Regions from separate parts of the Homo sapiens genome. Here region 2 is linked to region 1. A link is a contact called in ENCODE POLR2A ChIA-PET data. All regions are on one chromosome and are shown on one strand. The core of a region is the stretch at or near the end of the contact, and the rest is flanking DNA. Distances in the headings are between cores, read along the strand shown. Region 1 holds the start of C9orf40 (chromosome 9 open reading frame 40). Region 2 holds the start of NIPSNAP3A (nipsnap homolog 3A).

Region 1 (2,860 bases), core at 127-2,626:
CCGCCGTGGCCTCCCAAAGTCCTGGGATTCCAGGCGTGAGACACCACGCCCCGCCCCCAAATTAATTTTCAATGATACTTTTGCCTAGGATCAGATTTAACACTATGAGTTAAAACAAAGCTTTGACCAAGGTACGGTGGTCCATCCTTTTCTCCAGAAGCTGTACCAGCCGGTAGGACGTTCAATTAATCAATGGCTACCACACTGGTCTCCCTCTAGAAAAAGAACTCTATCCCGAATTCTAGACTAATCATCGTTAAACCCAGGAAGGCCCTCTACACCTTTATCTGTCGTTTGTCTTTGGGCTGAACCTATGCCCTGACGGTCTGCGTTCTCGCCATGCTCACAGCCCGCCACGACCCACGGTCCCGTTTCCCTTTTACGGAGCGCGGCGCTGACGCCGCAAGGCCACTTCTATCGCTCCCGACCACGGTCTGTTTCCCCCTCGCCCAGCCCAGTGCTTTCTGCCCATCGGACTCTCGGGGTGTGCTTCTGGCGGTCGGCGTCCTCTCCCGGAGCGGTGACCCCTTCTTTCAACCCCCTCAGGCGTCTTAACCTACACAAGTCATGAGTGGGAACCGGGGCGTTTTGTGTGTGTGGGGAAAAGGCAAGCCCCTTCGCCCCTCAGCCCACCCGCCCCCAGCCCCTACCTGGCGCGATGCGACCCCCCAGTCTCCCCGCGGGGGTCCTGCGCGCCCCGCCCCGTCGTCGCCACCGCCCCCCGGGAGCCGGGCGCCCGGGAGCTCCTCCCCCGGCCCCGGCAGTACGGGCGGCGGCGGCAGCGGCGGATCGCCTGTCTCCAGACCGTGGTCCTCACGCTCCTGGCCGCTCGGGGCGCTGTTGTCCCCGCTGTCACGGCGCTTGCTGGGCGAAGCCGAGGGCTCTGCCATGGTCCCTGCGTCGATTTTGCGCTTTCGGTGCTGCTCTGGGACGCCGAGGAGCTGCCCAGCATGCGCGACCCCGGGCGGCCGGATCCAGAGAGGCGGTGGCGGCGGCTGCTCAGCGAAGTCGCAAAGCAGGAGCCGCTTCCAAGGCACGTGGAACGTCACCGGCTCGGCCGCACGCCGCTTGGCCATGGGCCCAGAGGCTCGGGCGGAGCCCGCCAGGCGCGGGAGACCGAGTGCCGATAGCTGCGGGGGGCGAAGAGCGAGGACTGAGCGCGTGAGAGAGGGACAGGCCGAAGTCGGGCGAGGAGGCGACAGGACGCTGGAGGGGGTAGGGCGGGGCAGCTCGCGCAGGGCCTAGGGCTGGGGCTCCGGCTCGGAGGCAGCTCCCGCGCTCAGCCCTCGCCGCCGCCGAGATGCGGCCCGGACGTTGAGAAGCAACCGCGAAGCGGCGGAGATTCGAACCTGCGCACAACGTGCGCGCGCGCACTCTGTCTGGCCAGGCGGAGCCGCTGGTTGGTGGAGGCTCGCGGGGCGCGCTCCCGAGCGCCCTCGCGACCGGAAGTGCGCGCTCGGGGGTAGGCGGGAAGGCCGCGGCGGGATTAATTAAAGACCCGATCAAGCGGCCCGCAGAGGGGCGTGACCTTGTTTCCTCAGGAGTGTGGCGGTGGTCTTACTACTATGTTCGTTATAGCGCGGTACGTTCTAGACCCTTCTATAGGAAATTTAAAACCTTTAAAATGTGTATTTCCTTCCTCCAGTCAGTGACCACGGGGGCGTCTCCATGAGATTAAGACAAAGATTATAATAGAGTTCCAGACTATCCTGGGCAACATAGCAAGACCTCGTCTCTACAAAAAATCAAAAATAGGCCAGGCTTGTTGGCCTGCCCCTGTGGTCCCAGCTACTCGGGAGGCTGAGGAGGAAGATTCACTTGAGCCTGGGAGGTGGAGGCTGTAGTGAGCCAGAGATCGCACCACTACACTGCAGCCTGGGCAACAGAGCGAGATGCCGTCTCAAAAAAAAAAAAAAAAAAAAGGAAAAGGATAATACAAGCTTTAAATAAAACTAGTGTTTAAGAAGCTTCACAGTAGGTTGTTATTCAAAACAAAAGACTGAAGGGAGTCTGGGCTGAGGGAAGTAGCTAAAGCTAACAGAAAACACAAATCGAAGTGTATGTTTTGCATGTTTTGCGCAGCTGCTGTGGAAGGTGAAGCAGGCCCTACATTCCTGGAAGATCTCTTGATTAAAAACTTATGGAGGAAGTTACAGACAAAATGTGCAGCTCATCCAAAATAGCTGAGTAGTTGGCAAGAACCAAGCCTGAAGCGCAGCTGTCCTTTCTAACTGAAACCTAAAATTGTTGGGCTCTTAATTAATGTTGGAAGGCTGAGTTCCCTGCTTACTATGGGCGGTGGTCAGATCAAGATTCTATGGCCATTACAGCAAAATAGTGTTGTCAGGTGAAGTGAGGTGGAGACAATTGCAGTATATTTACTATTTTATTATTTTTATTTTTTATTTTGTTTGAGACAGGGTCTCTCTCGGCCACCTAGGCGGGAGTGCAGTGGTGCCATCACGGCTCACTGCAGCCGGGCCCCACTGAGCTCAAGCGATCTCCTGTCTGGGCCTCCCAAAGTGCTTGGTTTATAGGTGTGAGCCACCGCATCTGGTCGTATTTACTATTTTAATAGTTTGATAAAGACAGTAACCAAGTAAGCAGAAATGGAAGGAAGAAAATAAGACTATTACCAGTGCTTTGAAGGGAAAAACTATCATCCTCTGTAGAAAAAGTGTGCAAGAAAGATAATTCTATTTTAGTGCTAGGTACTATCTCAGTACTAATTTACCCTGTACCCCTGCATCTCAAGGTGGTTGTGAGAGGACAAGTTAATTATTAGTTATTAACAAGCACAGAAATGTACCAAGTTAGGGTAGTAAGCAATAGCTTTTCTGTTTGGTTTTTACTTTTCTTG
Region 2 (2,860 bases), core at 170-2,669, about 30 Mb after region 1:
GTATTTTGAGGGAGTGGTATGAAGAAACCTAAATCCTAAATATCCAAGTCAATAGCTAGAATCCTGACCACTTTTAGAATTCCACTAGCACCTTTATTCGTATCTTACTTTATTTTTCTTTATATTATTTGACAATCCCTGATATATTTACTCTTCCTTTTTTTATCTGTTTCCTCCATCCTGGATGTTCCAAGAGGACGGGACTTTGAATTTTGCTCAATTCTGTACCCCAGTTTCTGGAAAAGTGCCTGGAACATGGAAGGAATTTAGTAAATATCTGTTGAATAAGTAAATGGATTGGCAATTACAGGGTTTAAAAAAAAAGGTCTAAGAAAATAATTTACTCATATAGATCCAGTCCTGATACAAATGATTTTTTTAGTCTTGCATGGTTACAAATAGATGTCTCTCTTCTAGAAAAACTGAGGCAACCCTTCCGAAATAACTAATTTTAAAAAGTCTCCCTTCCTTTGAACAGACAATTCCAAAGCTCTTCCACAAGGCACAACCAATACAACCCAGGTCATGGCCCTGCAATCCCTCCCTAGTCCTCATGATGTAAGCAATATTACATTAATGTTTACAATAATGTAATTATTAGCAAGAATAATGTAAACATTAATATAGATTACTGTAAATTAATAGTGTAATTAATTACTGTAAATTAACATAAGCATTATTAGATGCAGGAAGACAAGTGAATTTGGGGGCAGTGGCATCTATGAGACATAAATCCTCATCTGCCACAGAAGGAAGTCAACACATACTATCCATAACTGAAAATGCAATAAACAGCAGAAAACACTACTTACTTAAAAATACAGAAACAAGCATTAAATGAAACAGCTTGAAATGTTGAAGGTGGTTACTCTGGGAACCAACACTCCCGGACTGGGAGGACTAGACCAGGGTATGTTTAACTTTGACTTTTTCATTTCAGGCTCGATGCTGCCATTTCTCTGAGCTCGTGGAAAATTTAATCTAAATCTTAATTAGGAGCCTTCTAAGATGGAGAACACATTCATTGCAGAGAGGTCAGGCTCAAATACACGTCTATCACAACATCTAAAACTTAACTCGGAAAAAACCTCCACGATTTTAAATACAAAGCACTGCACATGCACGCACTCAACACCTCTCCTTCTTTCCCCATGGTCAACACACCCACAACCCCTGCACATTTACCAATCTACACAACTGAGCACTGGAGCGAATGAGGTGAGTGAGGGCCCAGAAAGTTGAAGCAGGAACGATCCGAGCCTTCAGTTAATCCTAACGTCACCTCTAACGTTTGGGGTAAGAACGTTTCAGGAAACCAAGGGGGAACCAACGCTCAGCACAGCAGAGAAAGACACCAAGCTACGGGACCCGCCGCGCCTCCCGCGCCGGGGTGGAGCTGACCCCGCCGAGCCCCGCCCCAGCCTGCGTCTGCCAATGATCCAGGAGCCGCTCCTTTCCACTCGGGAAACCTTCAGAGGAGTCTCAGAAAGGACACGGCTGGCTGCTTTTCTCAGCGCCGAAGCCGCGCCATGCTCGTCCTCAGAAGCGCCCTGACTCGGGCGCTGGCCTCACGGACGCTGGCGCCTCAGGTACCGGCCACGGGGGTACCCAAGCCTTCACCCGACGGGAGGGGAGGGGCGGGGCGGGGAGTGTTCCGGGTACGTGCGAGCAATGCGCATGCGCTCTCCGCCACGCGCGCCCAGACCTGGGGCCCCGGTGAGGTTCTAGCGTGAGCCCCGGAACCCCAAGACAGGGGTACCCGGAACGCGCGTGAGGAGGAGGCCGCTGCTAGGGGAATACCCCCAGCCGGGGTCGTCTCGCGGGCAGTGGTGGTCAGAAGGCTTTTCTAGCCTGGATGCCACACCCACCGGGACACTCCCATGGCGCCGGCTGTTTCGTTTTTGCTGCCCAGCTATGTCGCGGCTGCGGCCCAGCGAGCGCTCCCATGTTGTCACCTGGCGCTGTGGAGCCGCGGGTGGAGTCGTAGCTTTCCAAGCCACCGCCCTCTCTAGACATCAGGTTGAAGGAGGGAATTGTCAACCAGCCGCTTGCCACGGAACCGGCCTCCCCCTTTTAAATGAAGCACACAACTTCCGAGCATTTCGCGGAGACCCTTGAAGAGGAGGCCCAGGGTCCCGGTGGGGCTGGACCCTGCCCGCCACCCGCGCTTCGTGTGGTCGCTCCCCCAACCAGGCGGGACCGGAGCCTCCTATCAAACCGGACGATGACAGACAGACTCTTTTAACCTTAGATGAGAAATGGACAAAATGGAGCTTGTGATTCTGCCCTAACTTTCGGGAGTGGCCTATTCTGTGGCTTCAACCTAGAAATTTCTTTTCCTTTTGATGTTTAGGACTTTACTCCTTTCTGAAGGGGCAGGATGGGAAGGGGATTAACCTGTCCTAGAGACAGACTGAGGAGCACTAAAGAAGAGCAGCTCATGTCCATTCACCCCGGGTTAACAATGCAGTTTTTACCCTAATGATTCTCCAGTGGGGCAGGGCCAGGAATGACGTCCTTATGGCATGATTCCAAACTTTAAGTTTTTAGAAATGTCCATCAGTTGTTCTCTTTTAAGTGAAGTGGAGGTCGTTGCTGGTGGGAATGATCCCTAACTTGGAGATAAGGGAGGATGGACGACTCATGATTTCTGCCCTAGCAGCTAAAAGTCATCCCTGCAACAAAATTCTTAACTCCCATCCGGCTCCCCCACCATACCCGGCTCCCCTGCAGTCTTCCTTCTCTGGCACCACCTGTCCACATCTCTCTCCCTCTCTCACTGTAGGTTCCCTACTGTATATTAATACTGCCCAAAATTGTAAAAATGTGTACCTTTGATCAACTATTTTATCCTCCAAAT

What was found. ChIA-PET counts read pairs that join two places held with the same protein, here RNA polymerase II (POLR2A).
Region 2: POLR2A ChIA-PET joins it to region 1 with 10 read pairs in OCI-LY7. The contact joins the promoter of NIPSNAP3A here to the promoter of C9orf40 in region 1. POLR2A ChIA-PET finds 5 or more read pairs at or near these places in 2 of 52 experiments (BJ and OCI-LY7).

Annotation. Positions count from the first base shown.
Region 1 is chr9:74,951,536-74,954,395 of GRCh38, forward strand. C9orf40 (chromosome 9 open reading frame 40) reads right to left here and starts at 1,377. Exons shown (of 2, transcript NM_017998.3): 1 at 651-1,377. The coding sequence starts at 1,076. It overlaps CARNMT1-AS1 (CARNMT1 antisense RNA 1), which reads left to right and starts at 1,430. Exons shown (of 5, transcript NR_121183.1): 1 at 1,430-1,582. RefSeq lists an enhancer at 269-338 and silencers at 669-878, 1,149-1,358.
Region 2 is chr9:104,746,264-104,749,123 of GRCh38, forward strand. NIPSNAP3A (nipsnap homolog 3A) reads left to right here and starts at 1,420. Exons shown (of 6, transcript NM_015469.3): 1 at 1,420-1,589. The coding sequence starts at 1,530. It overlaps LOC107987105 (a long non-coding RNA gene), which reads right to left and starts at 1,376. Exons shown (of 5, transcript XR_007061705.1): 1 at 1,186-1,376. RefSeq lists a silencer at 1,314-1,403 and an enhancer at 1,824-1,983.